2 separate regions of the Mus musculus genome follow, and region 2 is linked to region 1. The links are chromatin loops, found by intact Hi-C in ENCODE. Cell type or tissue: heart. All regions are shown on one strand. Links, peaks and the distances in the headings refer to the core of each region. The heading gives the core; the rest is flanking DNA.

Evidence for each region. A loop is a pair of places that touch in the nucleus more often than their neighbours do. Peaks named below come from ENCODE experiments on the same cell type or tissue, not always from the same donor. Only the 100,000 strongest peaks of a DNase experiment are listed, where the experiment ranks them.
Region 2: a loop joins it to region 1, with 2.5 times the contacts of the local background. A loop is called at or near these places in 3 of 42 quality-filtered maps.

The regions. Positions count from the first base shown.
Region 1 is chr1:172,019,670-172,035,795 of GRCm38, reverse strand. Vangl2 (VANGL planar cell polarity 2) reads left to right here and starts at 8,501. Exons shown (of 8, transcript NM_033509.4): 1 at 8,501-8,798. In heart, for the core only: a CTCF peak has its summit at 8,388; DNase peaks (open chromatin) are centred at 5,685, 8,495 and 9,095; H3K4me3 peaks cover 3,141 bases; H3K27ac peaks cover 2,544 bases.
Region 2 is chr1:172,483,121-172,499,246 of GRCm38, reverse strand. It overlaps Igsf9 (immunoglobulin superfamily, member 9), which reads right to left. Exons shown (of 21, transcript NM_001145800.1): 2 at 14,701-14,966; 3 at 14,277-14,465; 4 at 9,582-9,734; 5 at 8,804-8,958; 6 at 8,475-8,592; 7 at 7,491-7,632; 8 at 7,237-7,382; 9 at 7,004-7,146; 10 at 5,620-5,760; 11 at 5,033-5,149; 12 at 4,691-4,841; 13 at 4,371-4,494; 14 at 3,964-4,139; 15 at 3,463-3,713; 6 more. The coding sequence starts at 14,758. The coding sequence ends at 709. Among named protein-coding and RNA genes, the nearest start is that of Igsf9, 9.0 kb to the right of the region's middle. In heart, for the core only: a CTCF peak has its summit at 8,663 (motif pointing right); DNase peaks (open chromatin) are centred at 8,636 and 9,286; H3K4me3 peaks cover 654 bases; H3K27ac peaks cover 771 bases; H3K27me3 peaks cover 1,277 bases.

The DNA.
Region 1 (16,126 bases), core at 3,555-11,554:
TCATATAAGATGTCCCCCAGTTTCTGCAATAAACATCCTTGATTATGCTATTTTGTGTATCACAAGATTAGTTAATAAAATGTGGTGGTTTGAATCTGCTTGGCCCATGGGAAATGGCACTATTAGCAGGTGTGGCCTTATTTGAATACATGTAGCCTTCTTAGAAAAGTGTGTCACTGTGTAGGTGGGCTTTGAGGATGCCCAGTGGGCAAGCTCTGCCCAGTGTGAAAAAGAGCCTCCTCCTGACTGCCTGTGGAAGACAGTTTCCCTCTGGCTTCCTTTGGAACAAGATGTAGATTCTCCAACACCACATCTGCCTGTGGGCTGCCATGCTTCCTGACATAATGATAATGGACTGAACCTCTGAAAGTGTAAGGCAGCCTCAATTAAATTGTTTCCTTTATAAAGGTTGGCTTGGTCATGGTGTTTCTTTACAGCAATAAAACCATAACTAAGGCATACTGTATTCCTAAAAATGGAACTGGAGGGGCTGGAGAGATAGCACAGTGGTTAAGAGCACTGGCTTCTTTTCCAGAGATCCTGAGTTCAGTTCCCAGTTCCACATGGTGGTGGCTCAAAACCATCTACAATGGGATCTAGTGCCCTTTTCTGTTATTCAGGCACACATGCAAATAGAGCACTCATAAACCAATTAGTCTTTAAACAATGCAACTTGTCATATAAAACACGCAGATCTATATCCACACTAAGCTCATGTTGAGTCCCATTTCCTTGATAGGAAGACTTCATTGACATTTGATATTATCCAACTATTAAATTGTACTTCTTAGGTAAAGTGATATAATGTGAAAGATATTATTTCTCTGTTTGATTGTTTGGAATTTTCTAACTCATTCTAAGGTCTTTAGAATTACAAAGTTGCAGGAGCCACAGGATGATAGACAGTAACTTTTTGCCATGCCGAATTTAGTTAGTTAATTTTGTGTTGTTAGGGATTAAACCAAGGAAAGACAAGAGCTCTGTCACTGAACTAGATATCCAGTACTATTTTTACTTCTTATTTTGAGACAAGCTCTTACCAAGTTGTCTAGATGGGACTTTGTAACCTAGGTAAGATTTGTACTTAAGATCTTCCTGCCTCAGCCTCCGGAGCAGCTGGTTCATGGGCGAGAGTTACCAGTCCCAGTTTATGAAAAAAATGTTTGTATTTTGGGTCTTAGTCTTTTCTGCTCTAAAATTATAACAGGAAGAAAGAAACATTACATATCTTAATGATTATTACTGTTTTATCGTTTCTTGTCCTTTGGTACTGGAGGCCAAACTCAGAGCCTTATGCATACTAAGTATGAGTTCTACCAGTGAGCTTATCTGCAGCCCTACTATCTGTATTTCATTAGATGTTAAAATTTAGGTAGCAATCCAACTTTATTTTCTCCATGGATCACTCTATTATCCCATATATTTAATAAAAGTCAATTAAAATATTACTTTGCAATATTTTTTATAGATTTCTTCCTTCCTTTTCATTTCTTTTCTCTTCTTCTTCTTCTTCTTCTTCTTCTTCTTCTTCTTCTTCTTCTTCTTCTTCTTCTTCTTCTTCTTCTTCTTCTTCTTCTTCTTCTTCTTCTCCTTCTACATGACAAGGTCTCATGTAGCCTAGATTGGTCTCTAACTTCTTATGTAGTCAAAGATGTCATTGAACTTTTGATTCTCCTATCTCCTCTTCTTCCTCCTCTTCCTTCTTCTCCTCCTGTATCTCCCCCTTCTCTTTCTCCTCAGTCCTGAGATTATAGGTGTACAGAACCATGACCAGTGTTTGCGGTATCAAGGACGGAACCCAGGGTCAACTCATGCTAAACTCTTCACTCGTACTGTACCAACTGAACTGCATTCCTGTTTTGAGAATGTTGAGATTTGAGACATTAAAAATGTGTAAAGCTTTAAACATTTATCTTAGTATGTAGGTACATACACATGTCTATTTTTGCACATGCACATGTGCTAGGTGAACATGTGGCCAGACAACTTGCAGTCTGTTTTCTCCTTCCCTCATGTGGGTTCCATAAATCAAACTCAGGCATCAGGCTTTGCAGTAAGTTCCTGTGCTGGATGGTTTTATGTCAACTTGACATAAGCTAAAGTCACTCGAGGGGAGGGAATCTCAATTAAGAAAATGCTTCACTAAGATGGGACTCAGGACCTCTGGAAGAGCTGTTAGTGCTCTAAACCGCTGAGCCATCTCTCCAGGCCTTTTTCCAGCCCTTTCGCTAAAATTTTGAGACGAATCCCTGGCTGGCCTTGACTTGCTGTGATCCTCCTGCCTTGGCCTCCTACACGCTGGGGTTTCAAGTGTGTACCATCGTCATACACATCAGCTGAAAATTAAAATCTTAATTTGTGGAGTCTTGTAATCCGTGAAAGCATGCACTGCTTCAATGATTTAGACCCTCCTTGATTGCTCTAATTAGTGTTCAGTAGCTTTCAGTGAACTTGACTTGAACATTTTTTTGTTAGATGTAACCCTAAACATTTTATTATATTCACATTGTGTATGTTTTATGCTCTTATAAATAATATTTTTAAAGTAGTTTTATGACCTAGTCCAAGGCCTCATGACCTCTGCCATGGGGCTACATCTTCAAGCCCCACTAACCTCCCTGCTTTTGAGACAGGGTCTTTCTATGGCCTATAGACTGGTCTTGCATTCCTAGACTTTAGCCATCCTTTTGACACTGTCCCAAGTAGTCGGGAACATAGGCTTGCAATAGTGTCCCCCAGCTAAACTGTTTCATTGCCTGTGTATTCATTTCTTTTCTTTTTTTTTTTTAAGATTTATTTATTTATTATATGTAAGTACTGTCTTCAGACACACCAGAAGAGGGAGTCAGATCTCATTACGGATGGTTGTGAGCCACCATGTGGTTGCTGGGATTTGAACTCTGGACCTTCGGAAGAGCAGTCGGGTGCTCTTACCCACTGAGCCATCTCATCAGCCCATTCATTTCTAATGTTAAGGGCTGTGTTGTATTCCTTTAACATTACACTTGAGGGTTGGCGAGATGACTCAGGTTCGGAGCACTGGGTGCTTTTCTAGAGGATCTGGATTTGATTCTAGCATTCACACGGTGGTTGGCAACCATTTGTAACTCCAGTTCTCGGGTATTTGGTGGGTTCTTCTGACTTCTTCAAATACTGGCCACAAATGAGGTGTACAGACATATACACATGCAAAACACTCACATACATAAACATTTTTTAGGACAGCTCTCAGCCACTAAGACAACTAGTGTATATAGAAATAATCGATCCCTTCTCACCTTTGGAATTTTAATTAAGGGCTTTGCACACGTTATGCAAGTACTCTTCTACCACTGATCTATATCCCCAGCCCCCCTTTGTCATTGTGTGTGATGTCTGAACATGTGTGTCCTGCTCCTTCTTATTTTTTATTTTGAGGCAAGCTTTTACTAAGTTGCTCATCCTGGCTTTGAAAGCACTCTGTAGACTAGGCAGGTCTTGGACACACGATCCTTCTGTCCAACCTCCAGAATAGTTAAGATAATGAATGGGCTTGCACCAACTAGCCTGGCCAGATTTGGTTTTCTTTATTGTCTTCATAAAATGGGCTAGGAACTATTTCTCCCACTTTGTTTTATAGAGAGGGTCTAGAGAGCTGGCTCCTGGTTTAAGAGCACTTGCTGGGCTGGAGAGATGGCTCAGTGGTTAAGAACACGGACTGCGCTTCTAAAGGTCCCGAGTTCAAATCCCAGCAACCACATGGTGGCTCACAACCATCCATAATAAGATCTGACGCCCTCTTCTGGTGTATCTGAAGACAGCTCTAGTGTACTTAGATATACTAACAAATTAAAATAAAAATCTTAAAAAAAAAAAAGAGCACTTGCTGCTCTTCCAGAACACCACAGTTTGGTTCTCAGCATCCACATTGGGCAGCTTACAACTGCCCGTGTTTGAACACTTGGCCCATCATAAGGAGTAGCACTATTAAGAGGCGTGGCTTTGTTGGGATAGGTGTGGATTTGTTGAAGGAAGTGTGTCACGAAGAGGTGGGCTTTGAGGTCTCAAAAAACTCAAACTAGTTCTTTGCCTGCTGCCTTTGGATCCAGAAGTAGAACTCTCAGCTCCTTCTCCAACATCATGTCTGCCTACCAAGACGATAATGGACGATGCTTTTCCTGTATGAGAGCTGCCGTAGTCAAGCTGGCTCTTCACAGTAAAGAAAAGAAAAGAAGAGAAAAGAAAAGAAAAGAAAACAAAAAACCCGCAAAAAGGGGCTGGTGAGATAGCTCAGTGGGTAAGAGCACCCGACTGCTCTTCCGAAGTTCCAGAGTTCAAATCCCAGCAACCACATGGTGGCTCACAACCACCCGTAATGAGATCTGATGCCCTCTTCTGGTGCATCTGAAGACAGCTACAGTGTACTTACATATAATAAATAAATAAGTAAATAAATAAATAAATCTTAAAAAAAAAAAAAACCTAGACAAGAAACTACTCTCACTTCTAGAGCTTGTTAAGTCTTCTCTGATAGACACAGCCTGTGGGAAACCTCTGGGATGTGTGCCTGGCCATCCTTGCTGTCCAAGTCCATGAAGTGGTGAGGAGTTAAACAAGCCTTTACTGAAGGCCTTGATACTAGGAGTCTCCCTCCCCGAACAAGATTCCCGAAAAAACAAAACAAAACAAAACAAAACAAAACAAAACAAAACAAAACAAAACAAAACAAAACAAAACACCAAAAAAACCCCCAGAGGTGCTGAGGCATGGAACAGGGAGGGGCAGGAAGTTTGACTAGAAATTTACTGGGGCACTGTGTTTCTGTGGAGGGATTTCTGTTACCTCATTACTAACTTTTGCGTGAATAGAATTAAGGTTTGAAGAAATAAGTGTCTATGCATTCAACATCCAAGAATGGTAAGCCAGACACGGTGGTATTTGGGAAGCTAAGACAGGAGGCTTTTACTTTTTTTTTTTTTTTTTTAAAGATTTATTTACTTGATGCATGTGAGTACATTGTTGCTCTCCTCAGACACACCAGAAGAGGGCATCGGATCCCATTCCAGATGGATGTGAGTCACCATGTAGTTGTTGGGAATTGGAACTCAGGATCTTTGGAAGAACAGTCAGTGCTCTTAACTGCTGAGCCATCTCTCCAGCTTGGGGTTTTACTTTTAAAAAATTTTATTTTTTATTTTACCTATTCAATTTACATCCCGCTCACTGCCCCTCCCACAATCCTTCCCATACCTCACCCTCCCCTTTTCCTCTCAGCAGGTGAGGGTCCTCCTGGTATTCCCCTACCCTGGCACTTCAAGTCTCTGTGAGGCTAGGTGCATTCTTTCCCACTGAGTCCAGACAAGGCAGTCCAGCTGGAAAAACATATCCCAGGTACAGGCAACAGCTTTTGGGATAGCCCCATTCTGGTTGTTCAGGACTCACATGAAGACCAAGCTGCACATCTATTACATATGTGCAGGGAGGCCTAGGCTCAGCCTGTGTATGCTCTTATGTTGGTAGTTCAGTTTCTGAGAGCTCCAGTGGTCCAGCTTAGTTGACTGTTGGTCTTCCTGTGGAGTTCCTATCCTCTCTGGGGCCTGAAATCCTTCTTCCTGCTCTTCCATAAGAGTCCCTTAAGCTCCATCCACTGTTTGGCTGTGGTTGTCTGCATCTGTCTGAGTCAGCTGCTGGGTGGAGTCTCTCAGGGGACAACCATGGTAAACTCCTGTCTGCAAACATAACAGAGTCTCACTAATAGTATCAGGGATTGGTGCTTGGCCCTGGGATGGGTCTCTGGTTGGGCCGGTTATTGGTTGGCCGTTCCCTCAGTTTCTGCTCCATGCCCTGTCCCTGCATTTCTTGTAGACAGGATAAATTTTGGGTCAAAAGTTTTGTGTGTGTGTGGGGGGGGGGTTGGTGTCTGTATTGTTCCACTAGGGTTCCTGCCTGGCTACAGGAGGTGGCCTCTTCATGTTCCATATCCCCAGTGCTGTGACTCACAACTAAGGACACCCCCATTGAATCTTGGGTGCCTCCCTTATCCCAGATCTCTGTCTCCTCCTGGATATGCCCCCTACCTCCTCACCCCCATCAGTTGCAGATTTCCATTCATTCTCATGGCCATCTGGCCATCCCTGACAGGAGGGTTTTAAATTCTAAACTAGCCTTACTACCAGAAGAGATCTGGACTATGGAATGAAACAAATAAACCCCCAAAGTCCAATTTGTCCCCCTATGTATTCCTTCAGGTTCCTGGCCTCCCTAGTTTCCAACCTCCCTCTGACTCTGCAGGTTTTCCTCAAAGGGAAAATTGTGGTTAGATGCCACCTACCTGGGTGCTCTTCTTCTTCCTAAAGAATTAGGCTAAGTCCTTCAGATCCTGAATGCCTGACCCTTGTCTTTGGGTCTTGGCTTCACTACTCTCTGAGATTTGAAGATGTGTGAAATTCATTCTAAGGGCGAGAGTGGAGGCTTGTTCAGAGAGTTGTTGGATAGGAAGCACTAGAATGATTACATTTAATGTCAGACACCTGTTTAAGGCAGTACTCTCCTTGCAGATGTAACTTCTCAATTACATCTGGTTCTGGGAGGAGAGGAAGAACTGAGTGTATTCCCGTTTCACACTTAACAGACATCAATCCTGAAGTCTCCCGTACGTACGTTCGTGACATCTTGACTTACATCTCAAACTTCAGCTGGGGCCCGCTCTACAAAGTCATTTGTAATTCTGACGTCAGAAACTCATTTCCAATTCTTTGGGGCCTGTCTCCGGGTCTGGGAAACAAGCTGGCAGAATGTGAATATAATTTACACTAAACATAAAAGAGATCCTGCCCGCAACGTAATGTGGCAGTTCTAACACTGTCAAGTTATAGACTAGTGCTCAACACTGGAGGTGTGCTTTGGACAGGTAAGGGGACTCTGAGGTCTTTCTGTCTCCTTTTACTGTCTTCCACTGTTCTGCTCTTTCCTTGCATTCCTGGTGTGGTTACAGGACCCCCAGAGCAGTCCAGTGCCTGGCACATGACAGACGTAGGTGAAGGAAGGTCATTGTGTTTGCAGAGACTGTGGTACTTGAAACTATGACTGTATTTCATTCACGTCGTCTTAACGCTAAGTTCTTTGCTAATATGCGGGAACAGTGGCTGGAGAGAAACAAGGGTTTGGGCAGAGCTGAAGGGAAGCAGCGTTTGTTTAGCTTCTTCACCTTTGAACAGCCATATGCGGACAAAGACAATCTGTCCTCATTTGGGGACTGGTTCGAATGTATAACAGAGATGTGCCTGAGTTTTAGGGAAGACTCCATTAGAGAAAGGAACAGAGACTGGGAGTCGCCTTCTCTGGGATTTCTTAATCACAGGGTTGGGAGGGGCAGGTATCAGAATTGGAAGGTGGAGATGGTGGGGGTGTGGAAACGTGTTCGAAGATGCTTTTGAAGCGGCACTGTTCTAGGTAAGTGGCAGGTTACAAGGTAAATAGTACTAGCAGCAATGTAATAATGTAATAATACTTTTGCTTTCATTCACTCCGAGGGCAACCTGGCCTTCCCACAGCTACTTTATGGTGGGCTCGTCCCTGTTGGGTTCCTAGGCACTTTAGCAACTCTAACTGGTTTGTTTCTTAGTGTGCTCTGAACTGGAAATGCCCTAAATGTGCCAGATATTTTATTCTAGCCTACATTCCCTGGGTCCTACCTGCAAAGCTAAATTAGCCAAAAGTTTTGGAGTTCCGCATCCACCCGGGTTTTTTTTTTTTTTTCCTCTCTCTCTAGGCTTCCTGGGAGAAGGCCCCCCTCTCCTCTGGTGCCCCAAGTCGCGGGCCCTCGTCTTCTCCCCCTCCCCCTCTCCCCTAGGGCAGGATTCCCTTTGTAATTAATCCCAACACTCAAACCAGAGGGGAGGAAAACGTGTTAATGAGTGAGCGTCCCAGTCTGACTAGGCGGTCTTCGCTCACAGCTAGAACACCGAGTAATTAAATTATTTTTGGAAGAAGGAGGGGTATGGTGTCAGGGAAATACCGTATACATGGGAGAGGGGCCTGTCTCTTGTCACTAATTAATATCAGGGATGACCCTTTTCGCAGTTCTAGGCCGGAGGGGACCAATCTTCCCCACGTCTCAGATTCCACTGGAGTTTGTGAGACCAGGTTTGTGGTTCTAAAGAAGAGAATATGGCCAACATCAGGGCCTAGGGGAAAGGTTTTCAATCGGGGGTCGAAGAAGACAGCTCCAAGAGGGGCTGCGGGCTGGACCAAAGCCAAGAGCCGAGGCAGCTTCGAGCACACCTTCCTGGCCAGGTCTGGAAGCCAGGAGCGGATTCCCAGGATCCAGAGGGCGCAGGGCATGGCCAGGCGCAGGGCTGGGGGTGCCGCGACTCGGGGAAGAGCCGGGCCGCAGACAATGGACGCAGCAGCGGGAGGGGCGGCGGCTGCGGGAACAGCCGGGAGGCGGCACCTGGGAGCTCTCTCCCCGCCCCCTGCCCCCTTCTGGTCCCCTCCCCCTCTGGTCCCCTCCCCCTCCGCCGCCGGCTCCAGATCTGATTCCTGATCCCCGATTGCTTGGTTCTGGGTCCCGCCATGGGAGCCTGAGTGCCCTGCAGTCCCCTCCGGCCCCCTGCCCCCGGGGCCTCGAGGGGGAAACAGGCGAGTGGTCTGGGACGGAGCCGGGGTGAGCGACCTCAGGAGCCCCCCTCGTCAACCCCCATCGCCCGCGCTGCCGGTTCTGGAGCGCGGAGTTCGGAAAGACCGGGTGCGCTGCGGATACAAAGGCGCGGAGCGGAGTGGGGCGTGCGCCCAGTCCACCGGGCTGTTCGCAGTGGCGGGTGAGTGGCGGGCCGCGGGGGCGCGGGCAAAGTTTGCGGAAAAAAAAAAGGAAAGAAAGAAAGAAAGCAACAGAAAAAAGAAGGAAACCATGCAAAAGACCAGGGAGCGCCCGGCCCTGGAGAAAGCAGGATGGCTTCTGGGGGAAGGGGGGCTTGAGGCACCCCCTTCCGGTCTGTCCTCCACTGCACAGCGGAGTAACCCCAACTTTGGGGAGGGGAAGGGGCGTATGGGGAAGGGGCGGAGCCCAGGCCTTAAGAGCCGGGGACTTTCCTGGGCCGGGGGGCCCAGGGCGGGCGCCTGAACGATCCCAAGGGAACCCATTGAAGCCGGGGATTGGGTAGCGTGTGTTGGAGGTGGTGGGAGAGGCCGTGGAAGGATCGGAGGCTGGAGGTATTGGAAGCTGAAGGTATGTAGGGATGCATACACACCTTTGGAGTGTGGGGAGGAAGGGGCAGGTATGTGTTTAGGGGGTAGAGTGGATCCTTGAGAGATGGCCCCGCACAGCAGTGTGTGTGTGTAGCCCAAGGATGGGACTTGCGGCGATACTGGTGAATGTGTGTTGGGGTGTGTGTGGGGAACCAACGACATCATATTTGTCCCTTGTCCTATTTACTCATCGAAGGTCCTAAGCACTGCATTAGTGAGTTTTAAAGGGTTGGTTGGGGGATCAGTATGCATGATTCTTTGTTTTGTGTGTGTATGTGTGTGTGTGTGTGTGTGTGTGTGTGTGTGTGTGTGTGCATATACGCTTTGACGTACTGCGTGTTCCTGCAGGTGGGCCCTGGGTTTGGATGTGTAGATGTTTCTCTCTCTCTCTCTCTCTCTCTCTCTCTCTCTCTCTCTCTCTCTCTCTCTGTGTGTGTGTGAGAGAGAGAGAGAGAGAGAGAGAGCTGACCACACACATCTGCTGTGTATTTGGGTATGTATTTGTGTGTATACTCAAGGGAAGGGGTGTGTGTCTGTGTGTGTATGTGCTGAGAGAGGGGCTTATGGGAAAGAGATGGGCAGGTATTAGAGAAGGTGGGTTTATAAAAGCTGAATGGGTGGTAGGCATATATGGGGTAGGTGTGTATGCACCTGTGTGGTGGGAAGGGGTGTGAGTGTGTGTGTGTGAATCTGTGCTCTTGTGAGTAACCTGTACTGATGGATAGCTGTGGATATGTGCTCGTCTTTGCTAGTGTGTATTTTGAGTGTGTATTGGGGGTACCTCTTGTCTCTGCAGGCAGATTTTCCTGGCAGAAAGCCCACAGGGAAGGCTGTCTGCAGGATTTGAATGGCCCTGCCTAGATTCAAGGGTAGTGTCTTGAGTGTGTGAGACCCCTGTGAGGATTGTGCATTGGGGGGGGGGTAGTGAGTAGTGAGTTGTCTTAGGTGATGTTTATTTGGGGAGATGGACTTTTCTGGGAGCTGGTGTGTGTTGTGGGGGCTGGGGAGGTGGAGGAGCCCAGTCGTCTTAAAGGAATTTTGGGGTTCAGGAGTCAAGGACATAATAGTGGCCTTCCTCGCTGTCACAGGCTGGGCTTTAGTGCCCTTTGAGGCCATACGCTTGGCTTCTCTGACCCAGTTACTCTCTTTGAGGCCACGGCTCTCTTGGAAAGCCATCTTGAAGGTGGCTACTTCAGAGCCCTCCAACTCTGCCTTGCCTCTAGGATCCTGAGGGGTGTGGGCTGGAGGCTAGAAGCGGCATACACCAAGGCATGAGGCCTGGCAGGGAGCGGTAGGGTCGATAAAGTGACATGGGGTGCTTCTCTGGGAGTTTCTGCAAGTGGGTCCAAGTAGTTTATCCTGCAGTTTTTTTAAAAATTAGAAGCACACTCTGGATGGAGTGTTTGTGTGTGTGAATATGTGTGTGTATATGTGTGCATGCATGTATGTGTGTCTGAGAGTGTGTGTGTGCACACGCGTTCAAGTGTGTGCATATGAGTGTGTTTCTGTGTAAATGTGTGTCCGTTTATGTTTGTTGGAGTTGAGCTTTCAAGAGGGCAGACGTCCACTTGGTGGGAAAAGGGTCTGTATTCATCCTCGTGAGAGCGGGTGAAAGTCAGACTGGGGGATAGACATCTCTTCCTCCCTGAGAGGTAGCAGCTACCTCCTTTCCCTTTGCTCTTGTTCCTTCCTTTTTGGGGTGACGGGAAGACAGGGGTTCTCATTTCCTCTGGGACCCAAGCCTTCTTCCCAGCTGCACATTCTCAACTCTTCTTCTTGCTGCCAGAGGCTAGTTAGGCGGAGACACTGGTTTTAAGACGGGGGCTGGAGTTGCACATGCCCATTAGGGTCCTGGGTAATTGCCACTGGAATGTTGGTCTCTAATGGGCATGTGCAGTTGGAATGTTCCATCTTTAGCCCTCAGAGATCCCTACCCTCCATAAAGCCTGGGGAGAAGAGGGGGAGAGGGCTAGAAAACATTGGGGCAGGAAGAGGCAGCTATGAAAACTCTGTCCCCGCCCAGTGTCCCATCTCTTCAAGCCAGGCACCTATCAGATGGTTTTTCCCAGGGCCTGCAAGGTGCCCCTGTCCGAGGCAAGTGGCCTGGCTTTCTGCATACCTTGTTCGCCCAGTGTATGCTCCCTACCAGTAGGAGTTGTCCTCCAAGGAGGAGGAATTGTGGTCAGACAATGGGAAGTGCCATTTCAAAGAGTGTTTCCCGACTGGGAGCCAATGGCCACACTGGCCCCTCCTTCGCCATTGTCTTGGTCCTGTTTTGTACTTTCTCTAATTCCCCCCTGCAGAGCTGCCTTCTCTGGTGTCTGCTCCCTCACCTTCCTGGAGGTCTTGGAGGAGGAAGATCTTTCTTTTTCCCTGGTCCTTCATTCCCTTGAGGCTCAGGGACTCCGCTTTTCTCCTTTGCTGGTTCCTACATTATGAGGCCCAAAGGAAGAGGCAGCCAGTTTCACTTAGGGCTAAGAGCAGTGTGACCTGGTGCATGTAATTAAAGCTTCATGCCCTAGCCTCCTGGGAGGTTTAAGACACCATACTCCAAGGAATCCCAAGTCCCCACCCTGCACTGAGACCTCTCTCCTTTGATGACAGTTTGCTCTGAACTTCTAGCTTCGCTGCATCCCCATTCTGTGACCCGAGATAAAACAGCTAAGTTTTGGAAGCCTCACCTGTGACATGAGGTTGGTGATAGGTTCCTCCTGGTAGGTTTATGACGACCAAGTGAGCTAACCTGGGGAGAGTGTGTTCCTCAGCGTCTGACACAGCGGAATGACTTAGTAAGTCCTGGCTGCCATGGCTTGGATGGTGATCCATGGATGGAGTAGGTGAGGGAGTGAGGCTATGTGTTGTCTTTTCTCTCCTCTGGCAGACCATATTCAGCACAGTCCACTCTCTGCCAGGTGCTGTGTGAAACCCGGGGGATGGAGTGGGGAAGAGACACTGTTCACAGGGGAAACACGCTTGGACACGTCAATCCCCGGATCCCCCCCCCCCCCCGCCCCTTAGTGCCGTATGGAGGTGTATTCTGGAGGCCTTTGCAGCATAGAGTTTGGTTCTGTCTGAGGTGCAGTATTGGGCAAGGTTCCTGAGGGAGATGTGTTGGCCACTATTAAAAGTTAACATGAAATGCACTTCTTTCAAGAGAATGGAATTCAGTGCACAAACAGTATGATCCAACCATCTCTGTCCAGCTGTGGAACATGCTCACTAGCTCTGAAAGAACTGCGGACATACATACAGTTGATCCCGTGCCCTCTTGTTTAGTCTTTGACTACCCCCAAACTACCTTCTGTCTCTGTGGAGTTGCCTGTTCTGGCTTTTTTCTCTAAATTTCATCATTTTATGTCTGGCATCCTCTTCTCAGAATGTTTGCAAGGCTCACTCATATGTATGTATGTATGTATGTATGTATGTACATCATAGTATATGTAATGCTTTTTATGGCTTAGTAATATTCTACTACACAGGATATTCCTTAGCTTATCCCATTTATTTATTTACTTATTTATTTGTTTATTTATTTATTTATTTATTTTTGAGGCAAAGTCTTTTTTTTTTTTTCCATCTTTGGCTGACCTGGAACTCGCTATGTAGACTAAATTGGCCTGGAACTTGTAGAGACCTGCCTTCCTTTCTGGCTCCTGAGTGCAGGTATTAAAGCCCTGTTCCACGACGCCTGGCTGTTCTTAACCACTTTTTAAAGGCTAGGAAGATAGGGAGAGAACTGGTGGGCTTGTTGGTTGAGGCTGAGCTGTGAGCAAGGATGTCTGTGGGGTGTTTGGTACTGCTGGATCTTGACGTGCAAAGTGGCGATTTGGCCTCAGTTTCCCTAGCTATAAAACAAAACTAATGATCCCTTTCCTTTCGTCCCGTCCCGTCCTGTGGTGGTTGTCGGTGGAGGAGGAGGCATCAGGGAGAGGAGAGGCTGGGGCAGTATTGTCAGACTATTTTTTTCCTCCTCTTTCCTGGCAGCTCCCACCTGTGTGCTTCTGCTCTTCTCCCTGTGGGATTCAACTTCCAGCTTTGCCTCTGATCAACTTCCTCCCTCTCTGAGTTGACCTGAAAGCCCCCGCCCTCTGCAGGTGGGTGGCCCTGTGCTCCATGTGATTTTGATAGCGGACGGACTGACTCTCTCTACCCTGTTTGGCCTTTGACAGCCCTTTGTCACCTTCTCTGTTGAGATCTGGTGAGACCTGCAGTGTGCCAGGCAGGATCTTTGCATCTCTTCTCCCCACCCCCTACCCCTGCTCAGTACAGAGTGGGAGGCAGAGGCTTAAATGGTGGGGCTCTTTAGAAATGAGCTGTTGCGGTGCCAGTCTTATGCCCCTGGCAAGGTTGGTAATTACAGACAAGACAGCTGGGAATGGGTTTGGGAAAAGCAAACTTGGAATCAGCAATACTGGGGCTATCCTGGTAATCAGGGTGGGGCCCTGAGAGGGGAGAGTGGCAGTGTCTGGGGGCTGGGGTGGGGCAGGAGGTTTGGGGCCTCCTTCCCTGCCCATCGATGCATAGCTAGGATGAGGGTCTGGAAAAGAATGGGAAGCCAGTGGATCCTAGGCCTGACCTCTCTGAGGAAGAGGGAGGAGAAGAGTGAGGATCTGGGGGACCAGAGAGCTCCTGAGACATGGGATGGATCCGCACGCGATTAGTTCCTGGCCCACGTTCCTGTTGGGGAGGAGCCGTCTCTGCATCCAAAGTTGATTCTTCCTTATGAGTGGAATCTACTTCTCATAATGAGGCAATAAGGAAAAGAAGCAGAAGGCTTGGCTATGCAGTACCTAAAAGCTGGGGACCAACCTTTTACTATCAGTTATAAAAAATAATTTATTAATTTGTATTATTTATGTACATTGGCGTTTTGCCTGCATGTATGTCTGTGTGAGGGTGTTAGATTCCCTGGGACAAGAGTTACTAACAGTTATGAGCTGCCTTGTGGGTTCTGGGTATTGAAGTTGGGTCCTCTGGAAGAGCAGCCAGTGCTCTTAACTGCTGAGCCATCTCTCCAGCCCTGAGCATCAGTTTCTAATCTATCCATCTATTTATCTCTTTACCTACTTACTTTTTCTTTTCCTTCCTTCCTTCCTTCCTTCCTTCCTTCCTTCCTTCCTTCCTTCCTTCCTTCCTTCCTTCCTTCCTTCCTTCCTTCCTCCCTCCCTCCCTCCCTCCCTCCCTCCCTCCCTCCCTCCCTCCCTCCCTCCCTCCCTCCCTCCCTCCCTCCTTTCTTCCTTCTTTCCTTTTTACGGCAGGGTCTCACTGTGTAGCCCTGACTGGCCCGAAACTTCCTTTGTAGACCAGATTGGCCTCAAACTCAGAGATCAGCTTGTCTCTCTGCCTCTCAAGTGCTGGGATCGCAAAGGCATGTGGCCAACACACCTGGCCTTATTGAGCGCTTTGTGTTTTAGCTTCTGTGATTTACTGGGTACATTATTATATAGAAAACCATTGTCCCCATTTTACAGACAGGAACATGAGCTTGGAGAAAGCAGGAAAGTCTTCAGAGATGATGTAGCTCCTAACTGCTGTTCTTGGTCTCTGTGATTTCTTTGCTCTCTGGGCTTCCTTTTCTCAAAGTCTCTTTGTGTTCCCATGATGCCATCCCTGTTCTGATTGCTCAGTGTTGGCTTCAGTCTTGAACGTGACTAATCCCTCTTTCCCCTCGAAAAGCTAACACAAGTCCAGGTAGCCTGCCGAGTAGAGACCTCTAAGGATGATACCCTATGGGGTCTTAGGGAGGAGCCCAGCCTTTTCCTTGGAGGAACGCCTCACCGTCTAAGTCACTGCAGGTTCCTGTGGGAGCGGAAGCGCTTTCTACCTGTGTGGAGCTGTAGCCTGACTCTGCAAAGAGACTTAAGCTTCACCTCCATAGCTCAAGGAGTCTGTGGAAAGGGATATGGCTGTCATTGTTGTAGAGAGGGACATGGCTGTCACTGTCCTGTGGTTTTTCTCACAGTCGTAACCGTAGGACTTCAAGTTCTGCTCTCAGCAGTGCCCTGGCTCCCCCAGCCTGGACAGAAGGCAAGAGGGGGTTTGTGAATGGGGGAATCTGGTTTTATTAGGGTGAGGGAGGAGGTCGGACAGAAACAGGCGCTGAGCCTGAGGTCTGATGTGGTAACTCAAAAGCCAGCCAAGTGTGAACAGAAACACATATCTTGTCACCTGCTCTACCCCAGGAATGGAAGTGGCACATAGAAAGATGGGGGAGTTGCTAATCTTCAGGAAGAGTGAGAAGCTCGCTCTGTGAGGGAGGCGGGTGTTGTTAGGAGGGTGGAGGCTGGTTGCAACTCTTTTGGCCTTCTCAGTGTTCCTCGATATGAGTGGCCCTGGGCTGAGGTAGGTGGAGGTTTTATGGAGAAACCCAGGCCTGGCAATCCTCCCCCCCGCACCCCTGCCCCTCCCTCCATTGGGTCTCACACCTTGAGGCTCACTCTACTGCTTCCCCATACAATCCGACCGTCACCCATGGCATCCCATATGTCTTTCTTCCACACACTCCTTCCCCACGTCTCAGCTCTCCTGGTCCACATTGCCAGCCTGAGGTTGGCTGACTTCCTAACTAACTCTTCCTGCCTTGAGGCAGGGGCTGGGTGAGCAGGCTTTGAGGTCTCTTGGGGCCAGGGGCAGTTGAGGCCTATGTAGGACTGAAAGGCTGGGTGGCATTTTGTTTGACTGTGCGTGTGTAGGAAGTGGGCCTGTGGGTCAGCAGAGCTCGCTTACTTCCTATTGCCCTTTTTCCAGTTTCCGGAAAAAAAGTTACTCTTTCCACACCTCACCTGGTATGTGGGGAGGGGCCTCTTCTGCCACAGCCTGGGAGGCAGCAGCTCAAACCCCTGTGGGTGGGGGAAATTAAATAGAGCATCCTGGCATTTTAGTCCTGGTTGCCTCTGTCCTC
Region 2 (16,126 bases), core at 3,997-11,996, 460 kb before region 1:
GGGCGGTGGACGGGACATGGAAAGAACTCTGAGCAGTCTCCTGTGAGTGTCCCAGGAATCCCCACATGTTTTAAGTATTTACTAAATATTGACTCAAACTGAACTCTTTGTGCCAATGTGATAACCAGCTTACAGCTTTATCACAGTGCGTAGTTGGCCTCAGTGACTAGCGAGAACTCCCCAAGGACAAAGGCATTATCCCAGTGATTTCTCTATTTTCTCATGGCTTCTGGCCTAACAGCAGATCTCTACTAGGCACTCAACAACTTTTTTCTTGAATGACTGTTGAATGTGTCCCATTCAGAACCCTCTCTGTACATATCCAGGGACTTCCTCATCTCTCTTAAACACAAAGAGAGGTGACAGAGAAACGGTTTCCAGACATTTATTATTCACCTGTTTTTTAAAAAAAAGAAACCTGCACCCACACCATAAACACCACTTTCGAACGCGCGCTTGCGCGCGCGCACGCACACACACACACACACACACACACACACACACACACACACACACACACACACATTCCTGTTCAGCTCCCAGACTAATTAAAGAGTCAGTACATCCAACTCTATACCAAGCTCACTCAAGCCTACCACCAGGCCACCGAGACACAGAGAGGTAGGGGCAGTGCCCCAGCTTGGAGCCAAAGTCTTGGACTCCTTTGCAAATCCATATAAGCCTTTCTTAGTTTCACACTAAGCGGGCTCATAGCAGAGTAGCCTGTTCAGGGTAAGAGATGGACTGCTGATAGGCTGGTAGCCGGGCCCTGGTAGCATCCCTGCGTCTGCGGAAAGCTAGGAATTCCTCCCGAAGGGCAGCACAGCGGGCCTCGGGGCCGGCAGCATGGGTTGGGTTCAGGAGACAGCTCTCCTCTGGAGTCTTGACACCTTCAAGGGGAAGACAGGACTGTGTGAGAAGAGATGCCGTGACTCACTGGCTGAAGGGCTGAGTCCTGAGGCTCCAAAAGGCCTTTGCGTGCAGCACAGGGAGCCTAGGGAACAAGAGATGCTGCAGGGCAGGGAGCCTGAGACTCAGGAATTGCCTGGGAAACAAACAGACCAGCTCAGAGCATGGGAGAGCGGGTGTGGGAGAGCACAGCCAGCTTAGAGGGCCACATACCTAACTCTGGCTCAAGTTCAGGATGGGTCCGAGAACTGGCCAAGCCTGGGTGCCAGGTCTCTAGCAGCTCCATGTCCCCTGGGAATTCCGAATCCCATTCATAGTTCTCATCCACAGAGGTGTTCCTCCTGTTATAAAGGACAGGTGGGAAGCGTGGGCAGAGGAGTAGCCGGTAACCAGAAAAGTGTGAACGGAGGTTCCTCTAAAGCAGATTGCACTTCCTGGACCTCAGCAGAACTTCCAAGATAAGGGGTCTTCTGGTCTCAGGGTGGGAGTGGACAATGGAAGGGGAAGAGTATGGGGGTGGGGATATCGGTGATCTGGAATGACAGGGCAGGGTGGAGGGCCTGGGCAAGAACGAGTGGATACTGCCTTTACCTTTTGCTGACTGTCACCACATGCTCCCTGCGGGGCCACCTTTCTGGGCCACTGGCCCAGCTGCTTGTGTCTCCTGGAGCTGGACTGAGGTAGCTTCCCCCTGCGGAGGGGGCTGTGGAGGGAGGGCGCAGGAAGGAGGCGCTGCCCCTCCCACTGCTCTGGCTGGTGAGGCTACCACGAGGGGCAGCAGAAAGAAGGCCCGGCAAGACCCGCTCCCTCAGAGTCCAATCAGCCAAAGCTGTGTAAGGGGGCTCTGAGGAGACCCCGACCCCCATCAGTGTCCCAGGAAGCACTGCCCTGAGATTTGCAGGAGGTGAGTCTGGTGGTGGAAGGAAAGATGAGGTGGGACAGGGCTGACTATCCATGAAATCTGGAGGCGGAGCAGGCGTGGGCTCCTCAAGAGGTGGCCAGTCCCCGTCCACATTCATCTCTCGGAAGAAGGGTAGGCTCAGATACTGGAGCAGGGGTCCTGGACCTGGTAGGGGGCTAGGCACGGCTGCAAGAGGCTGCCCCACAGGGCTGATGTCTGTAATGCAGAGGGGTTGTGGGACCCCACTGGGGCTGCTACTGCTACAGTCAAAGGACTGAGCCAAGCGTTTAGCTGAGGTCCGAGGTTCTGAGCGCTCCAGACATAACTTTTCTTGTGAGGGGGCCACAGTGGGTCCCATCACAAAGCGCCCATCTGGGCCCCTGCAAATGGGCTCTAATGGTAAGGGTCCCCGGCCAAGTGGAGAATCCGGGTGAGGGCTAGGCGGTCGAGCAGGCTCCCCCCAGAGCAGACTCTGGCGTAGGCTGGGAACTGGGGAGCCTTGGAGCTTGAACTTGGTCACGCTGTCAGGGCTGCCTGAGCCAGGAGCAGAGCTGAAGAAGGACAGAAGATTGGGGTCTGGCTTTGCGAGGCTTGTCGCACAACAGGGCAGAGCTAGGGAGAGCAAGCAAGGGCAGGCAGGGCCAGGTGGTGGGTGTGGAAGAGGAATGGTGTAGCACTAGTCCTGGGGCCAACACACTCCTATTCCCACTTCCCTTGAATTTCCAATTTCTTCTGAAGGTAAACATGGGAAGCGGTGGGAAGACAGGAGTTAGCCACAAAAGGTAAAGGGACTTACTGTGAGCCTGACTTCCCACGTGGAGAGAAGATCAGAGGCGGATCTGTAAGGACGGGGGAGCAGCAAGTGATCTGGGTAAAGAGCCTCCGGAGCCCCGGGGGAATGTAACCCTCAGCCCCATTCCCAACTAACAGGAAAGGGTATGCGGGGCCAGGTACCACAATGGAAGGAAGGATGCTGCCCAGGACCATGCAAAAGGGACAGACAGCCGGTGAGTGGCCAACCCTTCAAGTGGCCTAGGAGTACCTCAGGACCCCGGTGATGAGGGTGGAAGGGAAAGAGCAGCCTAGGCAAGGCGAGTGATGGCACCTACCCTGGCGCAGACGTTTTCGGTGGCGTCGGGCAGCCCTGCGCCGATTCATCAGGCAGGCAGCTAGGATGCTCACAAGGACCGCCACGCCCAAGAAGCAGACTCCACCCACAACACCAGCCAATACAGGCTGGGGCAGGAGACCTGGTAGCTGTGTGCGGGAGGGGTACACCTCCAGGCCTGGGCGGGGCGAGAGGATCAGTGGACGGAGAATCCCCATAGGACCCCCAGCAACTTTCATCCTCCCCACACTGGGTTCTCACCGGAAGTGGAGATGTTGGCTACGTTGCTGGGGTCACTGACGTAGCTATCAGCGAAGGCCACGAGGCGAAACTCATAGAGAACGTCCTGGGAATTAGAGGTGGAGGGCCATGGAGCAGATCAGGACCAGCACTGCCCACCATAGTCCCTTTTGTGAAGACTGCAGTTGGGAGGTAAGAATGAGGTAGGACAGGAGGTGAAAATGGCCAAGTCAGGATGAGAAGAGGGAATTAGGAAAGAAGAGGAGACTGGCCCTTCCCTCGCTATGTTGCCTCCAGCACGCACCTTGATGAGGCCAGGCACCAGCAGCTGGATTTCTGTGCCCGCCACACCTTGGTCCAGGATCTCCCAGCCTTGGGAGCCTTGCCGTCCCTCCAGGATGTAGCCATCCAGCCTCCCAGGGATGAGTTCTGGGGGATCCCAATGCAGAAGTACCCCCCGGGGTGTCCTCACTGCCACCAAACCTCTAGGAGGGGACAGGGGAGGTGGTATCTCTGTTGGAGGAAGCCCAGGGGCAGCCGGTGTGGTAGGAAGCCCTAAATGGAACAGGGAGACAGACAAGTGAGGGATAGGAGGGTTGGGAGTCTCAGAGTCCTGCATCCTGTCCCTCCACCCTGTCATTCCCCAACGCCAAATACCCACATATTCTGCTATAGCATTTCTGTATCCTATGTGAACCCCAAGCTGCTCAGCATCTCGCCCCATCTCCCAGGTCTCCCCACCCATCCCATGCATCCTGCACTTCTTCATCCTATTCTGTACCGCACGGAGCTGGGGACCTCTTACCTTCTGGTATAGACAGGACAATCTCACTGAAGGGCCCACTGCCCAGTTTATTCTGAGCAAGGACACTGAACTGATACTGCGCGTGAGCCTGCAGCCCTGGCACTAGGAGGTGTGTAGCCCCGATAGGCACAGCCAGAGATACCCAGTCATGGTGGGCTCGGTCAGGACGCTTGGCTCTGGGGGATGTAGGAAGATCTTGTCAGCAAGGAAGATTGGGATGGTGTGGGGTCTAGAGAGCCAACCTCACCCCTCTGCTCAAACACCAAAGTCTCAGAACCTCAGCCCTGAATGTTAAGAATCTATGAAAATGAGCCAGAGAGCTAGCATGTGGCTAGGCATAGAGAGGGACGGGAGAAAGGGCAGAGGGCCAGGTAGGTCCAGGGTGAAGTCAGGAACGGATCACTCACAGTGGGGTATACCAGACACTGAATCTCTGCAGATAGCCACCATCAAAGCCAGGCTCCCAAGAGACATTGGCACCCTTGGGTAAAGGTACCACAGACACATTGGTGACGACATGGGGGCTGGTGCCTGGGTAGGGGGAATGGAGGGAGGAAGGGTGATCAGGACCCTGAAGTAGGGCTAAGGAAGAGTAAGTTGGAGATTTTTCTTCTCCACCCATTACCTTAGGGGAATCCCATACCCACAAAACCCATCTATACCCCCCAAAACAATACTCCCATCTCCCTGTGGCTCCCCAGCCCCAGCCCCCTCCCGGGCCACTAACCTAGCACATATACATTGGTGGAAGTGGTCACACGGGCTACAGCATTGCTGGCACTGCATTCCCATCGTCCCTGGGCCTCCTTGGTCAGGGGTCGAAGGACGAGGCTGTTGTTGCTGTCCACCTGGGCCTGGCCCTGCAGCCCCCGGCCCACCTACAGAACCACTGGTCAGCCCTGAAGACACAGGCAGCCACCCCTCACCAAGGGGGCCACTCATCTCTCCAAGTAACCTGTGCCCCTCCCCATGTTGCCTGTGAAAACCTGAACCTCCTTTCCAAAAACACAGCCAGGGAAAGAGTGGGCACGGACCCAGGTAGAGCTGAGTCAGGACCAGGGAGCCTTACCTTGGCCCAAGAGACAATAGGAGGAGGGTCTCCCCGGGCGGAGCACGGGATGAGTAGCTCCCGCCCTACTTCTTGGAAATATTCTTCCTTGGGCTGGTCTATAAAAGCCGGGGGAGCCTGCAGGCCAGATCTGTATTGGGAGGGGCCTCTTTCACAGCCTCTCTTCCACCTCTAAGCTTTGGTGTCCCCCATTCCCAGGTGCCTGTCATAATGTCTTAGTCTCCTTCTCCATCTCTTAGTTCTGTGTCTTTGCCCCCAGCAGGTAGGACTGCTGGGTAATGGCGGGCTGGAGCAGGACTCTCTGAGATAGCTGAATCTCTACAGATCATGCTCTCTCTCCCCTTTGCTCTATTCCCTGTGGGACTGAGACGAGACAGATATCTCATTTCGTGAATGTGTTCGTGACTGATGTCCTACTGCCCAGTATCATCTCTGTGTATTCTGCTGGCTGTTGCTATGACCACCGCAAGAAACAGACGGTAGGAGCCCCTCCCACAGCTCTCTGCCTCACTCCACCCTGCTGACATGGTTCAGAACACACATTCAGCCACCTGGCCGTACCACAGCAGGTTTGCTGTGGGCCTCACCTTGAGCAGCACCTGGGTCACAGGGGAGGGTCCAGCAGTACCAAGACTGTTGTAGGGGGTGCAGGAGTATTCTCCCAAGGCATTCTCATTCCCCAGGGCAATGATGAGGGAACCTTCTGGGCCCAGGGACCAGCCAGGGAACTAGAGGGCAGAGGAAATGACAAATAGAGAGAGAAACTTAACAGAGGCAAAGCTGGGGTGGGGAGAGGCAACTCGAGAGAGGAGGAGAGACAGGAAACTCTTTTCAGGAAATCAACCCATCGGCTCTGGGTCTTGGCCTGACCCTCTCTCTGGACTCTGGTCCTCCACTTCTGTCTGTTCCATCAGGGGATGTGAGACGGTGACAACACAGCTCTGGTGTCACTCACAGAGAATAGTGTGAATGGCTTCCCTCGAGTTGAGCCATGTGGATACTCTGACTGTCCCTCTCGGCACTCCGTTGCTCAGTTCTGCATCTCCCAATCCACTTCTATAAGAAAACCTCCCCTTCTCCTAGATGAAGCGTGGCCCCTCGCTCTCTGCATCTAACTTGTCTGTCATTCTGGACCGAGCAGGAAAGCTTTGGCTCTGTCTTGTCTTGTTTTCAGGCCCTCTCTGGTTCAGACTGAGTAACCCCTCACCTGGACTCACACTGGCCACTTCACAGCCTTGGGGCTCTGCTCCTAACAACTCCTAACCACGGTCCTAACACCACAACACCACCGCCAGCCAAAATTCACTGCTGATTTTTTTTTTAAACTTTCAATGACACATTCACCAAGTGCTACAACTTTACAGCCCCAGAGACTCTCAGTTGGAAAGACAGGATGCCTCAAAGAATTTATAGTCTCCTCAGACAAACAAAAGATCCCAATCAACTCGGAATGAGGTCATGTTAAGCTGGCACGCAGTTCTTCCTCTAGGACCCAACCTGTCTTTCCAGCCTTTTCTACACCTCTCAAGTCCTTACAGGTGCCAGCTGCGGCTCCCCCTCACTGCCCGATTCATCACTTTGTCAGCACACTATACGGCCTCTGCAAAGGGATTTCTGCATGGAATGACAGCTCACTCTTCAAGACCTACCACCTCACCAAAGGCCCAGGATCTGTTACTGGTCTATCCCCAACCGGACCTAAAAACAAAAGCCTTGTTCCTTCCCTGGCCTGACAGCAGAGTCTCTGTGGCAGCTCTGCCTCAAGGCAACACTCCAAGGATGGATACTTCTTCTGGGGAAATGGATACTTCTTCTCACCTCCACAGTCACTGCCTAACACTGGCATCTGGTAAGAAACATGTTTCCCAACCACAGCGCTGAATTAAACTCAGCCTCCCGCTGAGCTGCAGCTGGCCCTCTGACAAAAACAACACCTAGCCAAGACCTTCATCCCCTGTCACAAGCCTGTACCTTGTCCAGCTGCAAGGCCTGTCCGTCTTTGGTCCAGGTGACAAACAGTAGTGGGGGATTAGCACGAACCGGACACCGGATCACCCCACGCATGCCAGTGGGCAGGGGTGTCTCGGGAGGCATGACTGTCACCTGGGCTGGGTCTGGAGGAATGCAGAGACAAGTTGGAGGACAAGGTCATCAGTCTGTCTCAGTGCGGAGGAGCAGGCTGTGGAAGGAGCATGGGGACTTACAGAGCACAGTGAGATAGGCAGAAGCTGACGGTGGATGCAGAAAGCCATTGCTGGGAACACAGGTATAGTGGCCGGCGTCATCAGGCTGAGTGGCTTGTAGCCACAGGCTCCCGTCTACCAGGATGCGCACTCGAGACTGTAAGCGGCTGCAATATGGTATGTGTGAGGAGGAACCTAGTCCTTAGACAAGGAGCTCTCCCAGAGACTACACATCAATCCCCTGCCTCCACTACCCAAGAGATAGGTTGCCCTACCTGATATGGAAGACATTGACACCATCCTGGAACCAGCTGTAGGTGAGGTTAGCAGGGTATGCCTCAGCCCGGCAGGCCAAGGAAACATCCTGAGAGGAGTTGACTGTACTGTTGCTGGGGGGCACCACAATGACAGGGGGTCCTGGGAGAAGTACCAAGGCAGAAAGGTGTCCTCAGCCCATTCCGGAATTCCCAGAACCCTCAGGGCCTTTCTACACCTCTTCCTGGTTCTGCCCTTTGTAGTCATGGGCCAAGTTGCTACAGGACCTTAAGGACCCGAATTGGGATGTGTGATAAAAGCCCATCCTGTTCCAGAGGCCACTCGCTTTTCCAAGTCAGCCCTGTTTCACGAGGCATGGCAGGCAAGCCTACCCACCCTGATTCCTTCTGCTGAGAAACTGTATGTGCGGGAGGGTCCAGGGAGGTCAGAAAGGGAGGTGAGACTTCCTGGTGGGCCTTCCTCATGTCAGGGTCTCTGGCTTTAACTGTATTACCCAGGGCTGTACTTCTCAAGTACCAAGGAGAACGATACTGCAGTGGGCCATCAATTAATCGGTTCTCGCCCACAGGCGCTATGAAGATGGATGTCTGCCTCGCGTGCCTCATTTGCCTTTCCTTCCAAAAGGAAGAGCTCAGCACACATGGGCGATATGTCAAAGTCCTGGGAGAGGTTGATAAGAACCTCTGGGTTTTTTTTTTTTGTTTTGTTTTGTTTTGTTTTTTTGAGATCACAAAACCAGGACTCAGGAGGGTCCCACGATTCATGGGCTAACCCTTAGCACCCCTTCCTTTCCACTGTAATGCACTGCTGGGCACTAAGCTGACCGTTTCTTCATCCTTTCTCTCACCCTACAGGGGTCCCTCAAATATGAGCCTCCTCCCAATCTTCCGTGTACTCACCCCCTCACCCCACCCTCACCCCCGTAGAGATCATGTCTTCTACTATAGGTGGCCCGGTTCCCCTGCCCTTCCACCAAAGTGCACCTAGCACCAACAGCTGGGTGGCGTGGGTGATGCTGCCCTCGGAGCTGGAGGCTTGGCAGGTGTAGTCTCCAGCGCTGCCTCGCTCCACCCGACGGATCCACAGTGTTCCATTCTGCACCTAGGTAAGGAATCTTTAAGGAAAGGCCCTTCCTGTTTGGTCAGCCTCAGACCCTGCAGTTCCAGAGCTGGCCAGCAGAGGGAGACAGCGCCTCAACCTCGGGGAAGCCGATGGAAAACCCCTCCCTCCTCCGACCCATCCCCGGGCTTGGCTTCTGTTCCTCTCCTGCCTTCTTCCCCTTTGGTCCTCCCAATCCAGCTGACCCACTCACTTGCACCTGACCCTGGCCCTTGCCAAGGTCTTGTCCTCGGAATTTCCAAGTCACATAAGGCTGAGGGCTGCCACGGGCCACACAGCGCAAGGTAACCGCCTCCAGCTCCTTGACTTCCAGAACTAAGGGAGGTGTCTCCTGGAACTGAGGGGGCGCTGTGAGGGAAAGAGGCATCAGGGGCTGCCAGAAAGGCTATCATCCCACAAAGCAGAGTTCAAAACCCACGGAGAACTCCTCTCAGAGCTGGAGGCTCCCGGGGTACACGGGACTAGCCCAGGGTCACCTGTCTACCAGGACCATCCCAACACTGCTACAGCTGAACACAGGCTGCATGACGGGAACTAGGGGGAGAGCCAGAGCCGAGTGCCCAGGGAAGTCTGGGAATCAGAAGGGGCGGGTCTTAGACTCATCACACTACCTCTACCTGATTCTCTGCCTCAGTCTCACCTATGAAATGGGAATGATTACAACTGCCTCCCTTCTAGTGGAGAGGGAGAAACTATGCACGGGTGAGCTGCATCATTCAGGGCCCAATATACCTTAACTATGACCTTGACCAAGGAGTGAAAGTTCCCGACTCAGAGCCTATGGGCTGATTGGATTTTATCTGAAGAACTGAGGGTGTGAGGGAGGGCAGAGGTAAGAAGCAAGCCGTAAATGAGCTAGCATGGTGAGCACATGCCAGGATGGGTAGGGCACAGAACTCGCTCATTCCCTTCACTACCAGGGTCCCCATCATTCTCCCCCTACTGTCACCACCTGCTCCCCAACTTCATACAATTGACTGTCAGGTGCACCCAGGAGCCGTTGGCAAAATCCTGTTCAGGGCTGTGTTGGTCCAGGAAGAGCACACGGCACTCGTACCAACCCTGGTCTTCCACCCGGAGCCCCTCAATCTGGAGAGATGCTCCTGTCTGCAGCCGGACTCGTCCTGTGAGGAGGGAAGTCCTGAATCAAGGGTGTTGAATGAAGGAAGGGGCTCTGTAAAAGCTTTCCAGTCCTGGTCACACTGGTCATTCCCAGAGGTTGAGAATAGCCTAGGTCTGTCATCCAAGTGTGAGGGTCTCCAGAGCAGCAGAAGGAAATGAGGCCATTGAGGGCAGAATGCTATGTTTAGCTGAGACCCAGACAAGACCAGAAACACTCAAGGCTTCTTGAGCGGACTAAATGTTGTGCTGAAATACTCTGTATTTCCCGGACCGTTCGAGGAAGGAGCGAAGAACCAGCATTTGGTCTCCTACAAGATTCACCATCCCTGGGGTACTTTTTAAGACCAAGATATAAGTTCTCTGGGGATACTACTGCTTTTAGAGGACTCTGTCCCTGAAATCGCTAGCTGTGTTTGGGGCCCTCCCAGGGACCCATACCTCATCTACCAAAACCTGTAATCTCCCAGAGCTATTATCAGCGGCCTAAGCGCCTTAGAGTGGCCAGAGTCCAACCCAGGCAGGCAGCAGCGTCAGCAGCCTCCCCAGCCCAGCCCAGCCCCTCTACGCCCCAGCTGACTGACCACATGCAGCCCCACAAAGCCACACACCACAGCACAAAAAAGACCTTTCATTCCCAGCATGGTCCATAGCAGACCACTAGGCTGACTGAGATGTGCTCGCCCAGTCCCTCAGGACCCTCCTCTGAGGGAACCCGGCACCCTGACAGCCTGAAACATCCCTAGCAGTGCAGTCTACGTGAGTAAGGTGCTTGCTTGGCAGCCCCAAAGAACCCAGGCACAAGCCCAGCTCAGCCACATGTTCCTTTGAACAAGTTACTCAACCTGTCAATTTCAGTTTCCTCAGTCAAAATAAGAGAGGGAGAAACTGGGATGGGGTGGAAGGCAGGAGATGATGCAGGGGAGGTGTGTAGCACCTGGCACCGCTGGAGGCTCACAAAAAGGCTGTTACACAAATAAGTAAGATGCATCTTTGAAACCAGAAGCCTACACTCAATCTGGGCCCCACCCCTCATCTGATAACGTATCACCTCCGTTTCTTCTTCTACATCAGTGAACTGCACCAACCACCATGCATCAGGCTGCCCGAAGAGGAGCCTGGCTCAACCTGGATTCCTGTCGCCGTTTGCCATTTACTGACTTGTTACATCTTGCAGATCCCACCTCCTAAGAATTAGTATTTCCCTCCCTGCCATCTTCCACCTTAGAGCCCCGCAGTGTCTCTCACCAGGGTTATCCACTGGCTCTGTACCCCCTACACTTAGCTGTTGCCCATCTTCACTTTGCCCTTTGGTGTGAACGAGTGGTATTTTCTAAAATTCACAGGACAGGCAAATATAGCTCCCAGATGATGTACCTGTTCAGCACTCGGCCTACCCCAGCCATCCCTGATAGTGATAGTAGCAATCCTGGGTACCACCCACTCCTCCAAGCTGTTTCCACTCTACTTCTAGGGTGGCCTATTTGAAGCAGAAACTCAGCCTGTGTGCTCCTTGAAGCCACGGGAAAGATGAGAGTCATAGATCTAGGGTAGCTACTGAGCTTAGTCGTCAGTGATCTCTCAGTTAGTCCCTGGGGTGTGGCTTCTTTAGAATGGGTGGGCCTACTTATAAGTCTAGGTGTATAATCCCCACCCAGGAGATAAAAATGGGCCACCCAGGTAAATCTTTAACAGAATACCCTTCCTCAAACCTGCAGGATTCCTCATTCACCTTACTCAGAGCCCAGACCACTGAGCCGAGCAGAGCCCAGACCACAGCCTCCTCCAGGTCCCACAAGATAGGAGCTTTCATCGTGGTGATCTCTGAGCTCCAGAGCGAAGACAGAAAGGCTGAGCACTGAAGACGAGCTATGTAATATTAGACACTGTCACCATATTTAATCCTCCCCAAAATCCATCACCGATGAAGGCACTGGCGTTAACCTTCTTTCCAAAATCAAGCAGCTATTAGGAGATCAAGCCGGGTCCACCAAGGCAGAGCGTTCTCCGCTGAACGCTGCCATTAGAATCCACTGATGTTCAGGGCACTGAGCACAATCTCTGATTCCATTCAGGAAATGTCACCAGCTAACAATCCTCATGTCTGCTAGCCAGAATACTCGGAGCAGCATGTTGTACAAACCAACTTCCCTAGGAGGTCCAGAAAAGCTGCAGTGTTTCAAAACAAGGTGACCAGAGTGGCAGTTCTGTGACTTCCTGTGTCCTGAACACACCTCCTATAGACCTGCCCTCCACCTACAAGGTCAAACCTAAGGGATATCAGACCTGCCTACATGCAGTGCCTGAAAAGGAGAGTCTGATCTCCTGGGCTCTGAAAAGGCAAGAAGCCCACACTAAATGTAACCATGAACACAGACAAGTGTACGTCCGTCCACACAGAAGTTCAAATCACGACTGTGATTGTGCCCACATACTGCACTATGAAGCCAGGGCCATGAGGAGGCATTCTGGGACGATGTAGCGAGGCAGACAGCTTGGGAGGATCAAAGGCAGAAAGGGGAGATCAGGAGAGTCAGCTTGGAACAATCGGAATTGATTTCACCAAGCAACTAAGCAACTTAGGGCCGTCAGAAAGCACAAGTCCATCTGCTCTGCTGGGACATCCCTGAAACTCCCAGGAAACACAGTCCGAAAGCCAGTCTCACAGATCCAGACACTGCCTGTCCCCAATTCCTTTCACACCACCCAAGTGCTATGCTAAATGCTTTAAATATAGTAGCTTACTTAATCTAGCAGTCCTAGATCTCTTTATATTGTCTTTTACCACTTCCTTACTAGTTTACATATCCAGGATCCTCCACCCCACAGTTTCTAGAGCCCCTAAAACCAGCTTTGCCTTCAGTGTGGGTCCCAGGGCTACTATTCCCCCATATTCTAGGCCACCAGCCTCATGGCGGTCCCAGGCCATCTCCCCTCCACTTGCCCACAGGGTTTATGACAGAACAGCATTGTCCTCAGCAACCTCCACCTCCTGTTGCTTAGCAACTGCAATTGTGAGTCCCCTGCACAAAGGCCAGAGAGGCCCCTTCTGAACTGTGAAGCAATAAAGGGTTAATGGGCTTAGAGGCCTCCCTCTGGGGTCTTCACCAAAGCAGGACCCTGTGGCTGCTCAGGAGCTACAGGCCACTCACCGGCAGGAATGGGAACAAAGGCTAGAAGTAGGGCTGAAACACAACGGTTTGCAGGCTAGAGAAGATCCACAGGTAGACAGGGAGTTAGCCATCTCTTAGCTTGTCTGCTCAGAGCCCAGAGCCGACTGATGCTGGAGCAAAGGCAGAGCCCCACATCTTCCAGGTGGCGTCTGAAGGAAAGCCCTTTCCACATCTTCTCCACTCCCCACCCCCTTGCCTCAGCCTGGCAATAATTTGAATTTGTCCATCTTTAGCCCCGCAGCCAAAGCCCCCTGGGCACAGGCAGGCACAGACAGGAAGGCCGGCTGTGCCTGTACCAATTCTCTCTCCTCCTGCTAATTGGGGCCCCCTTTCATCAAGTCCCCAGGGCTTGTGTAGACACACACACTCCCGAGTAGGCTGTTTGCCAATAACTGCCCCCAGTTTGAAAATAAACTCTCTCCTGCGGGCGGGCACCTGCCAGCACCTCCTCCTCTCTCAGCTCAGCCAATCCCAAGATTTCCCTTAGGATTCAAACCAGAGGCAGAAAAGGTACCCCAACAACATCTTCCCGGGTGACCTTTTCTGGGTTTCAGTTCTGAAAACGAAGCACCATCTCTTTCTTGCCCCGCAGCCCAAATCCATCCTTAGGGCCTCCCACAGGCACTCTGAGACGTTACAGTAGTAAGTCGCTCAGATTAAGGCTCCATCCAGGATTAAGAACAAGCTAGGGTGCAGTAGAAGACTCCAGGGAGACCCATACAGTATGCCTCTACTGTAGCCTCTGGAAGCAGAGACCCATTCCATCCTATCTATGCCTATACCTTTGGGGAACTGACTGGAGCCGGCTCCAGTAACCCCTGTCTGTGTCCACGCTCTCTGCAGCTCAGAATCAGTCTATGCTCCTCATACTCAAAGAGCCCACATCCCTACCCACTCTGCTGTCCCTTTAGCCCACTCCCTAAAAGCCTGGAACCTCCAAACTGGCATTCTGGTCGGCAGGGAAGGGGATGACGTAGAGCGGCAGATAACAGATCCAGAGACGAGCATAGGGTTGAGTGGGGGAAACTCTAGAGGATCAAGATGGAGTCTGGAAGGTTGCATGAGATGAGGGTCAAACAATCAGCAAGTTAGGATGGATACTTGAAATACAGCTGTCGCGTCTCCCATGCAACACGCCATCCATAGCTAAAAGAGCAGAGCTCTAATGTGTGCATGCATCGTGTATAAACAAATGAGTCAGTCCCTCAATGGATGAGCACGATGATGGGGGGGGGGGGGGAGGGTAGCAGGGCCATGCTTGCTAAGCAGTCAGAGCAGCAGAGCAGGAGATGAGATTGGAGAGGGCACAGAGCAGCCTACTTGGCCCACCTTCTGTTGGCGACACTCCCCCTCCCACCTAAGGACAACTCTTACCCACGTAATCGGGGTCAATTCGGGGAGAGTAGAGGCCGAACTGGATGAAGATGGGAAGCAGGAATCCAAAGCGCAGCCACTCGATGACATGCAGAGGGGGGTGGCCAGCTGGAGGCAGCAAGTCACAGCCCAGCACTGCACTCTCCCCAGCCCGGCCCACCACAGAGACCACCTCAGGCTTTCTTCGACCTATGAGGTGGGTAGCACGAGGGAACAGCAAGGGATCAAAATGAGATGCGGGAGGGGGAAGGCGTCATCAACATCTCTCAAGTTTCCTTAAGACTTTGCACGATTGGGGCAAACCCCAACCTCTCTGAGCCAGCCCTAGCCCTCTCCTACACTCAAATTCTCACAGATAACCCCTTGCGAAACAGTAATATCCCAGGGTAACACAGAGTTGTTGGTTCCCTTGGGTCTGGCTCACCGTCAGCCCCCTGGCTGATGATCAGGCTGAGGACGGTCAGACGGAGACACCAAATCATAGCCCAGCTGGCCTGCTTGCCCGGCCCCTCCTATTCACAGGAGCCCAGATGGAGGGGCCGGAGGAATGTCCGCTGCCCGGCAATCCCAGAGAGCATCAGTTGAGTTCTGATCCGCCTCAGGCAACCCGTTTCAGCTCTCACTCTTCCAGTTGGTGCCTAGCTCACTCAACACCCGAGGGAGCTGTTCCTGTCTGGAGGGCCACCAGATCTAAATGCAAAATATAAGGCAATGTAACAGAGTTGGTCAGATGAGGAGCACGGAACAACGCTCTGGTCAAGCAAGGCATAGGGAACTAAAAAGGAGGGTATAGAGGAAAGAAAGGGACCCGCACAGAGACCAGAGGGATCTTTTGGGTGGCACTGCTGGAGATCAACTCTAGGGCTTCATTCCCGCCAGACTCTACCACAGCCACACTCCTAACTCCCAAACCAGAGATCTGGAAGCCCTGGGATTAAGCTAGGATGGGAACATCAGAGAGCATGGGGGTGCTGTCTGGTGGAGGCCGCACAGGTTAAGGACATGGATCCTAGGAAAAGCAAGAGAATTCTGGGAATGCCTGGCAAGTGTTACAGTGTCCTTAGCAAAGTGAGCAAAGAGAACTAGGGGTTCCTCACACAAGAGGAAAAGGATTTATCAGGAAAGTCCTGGAGATGAAGACCATCACATACTAGACCCTCAACCTTTTCCTTCCTCCTGATATCAACAAAGCAACAAATAGCATATTCTCTCATGCTCCCTCCCTCTCCCTCTTTCTCTCTTGGACCAACCAGTGAGGATCCTAAGGCTCTTACGCAGAAACAGATAGCTAGTCTAGAGCAAATCTAAGATAGAATCTAGCCCCTTACCCACACCCCTTTCCTCGCCCCATTCCCCATTCTCTGTGGGGAGCCCTGGAGCCTGTCTCCACTTAGTCCACACTGCTTCTGGCAGTGAGTGAGTCAGGGGCTTGGGAGAGGAGGAGCTCGCCTTCCCCACCTGCTGGAGGCTGGGGGATTGGGAGAGGGAGGTAGCATCCTCCAGGTCTGGACAGATAGATCCGGGGCTGGCAGCTGTAGCCACTTTCTTTACGATGCTGCCAGACACCCTGACTTAGTGCTTCACCCTAATTACTCCCACACACTCCTCCTCTAGTATCCTGGGGGTATCAGGATTTGCCAGGCCCTTCCTTCCCTATCCCTAAAGGCCTGATCTGGAAGAAAACAAACATGCTTTGGAGTCCCCACGACACAAAAAGAATCCTGGAGCGTAGAAGGTAGGCACTCCCACCAGCACCACCCCCCTCCCCAGCGTCTAAGGCAGTCACAAAGGACCAAAGGGCCCTGACCTGGGCCTGGCAAACCCAGGTGGACTCTGCTCTGAGGCCTCCA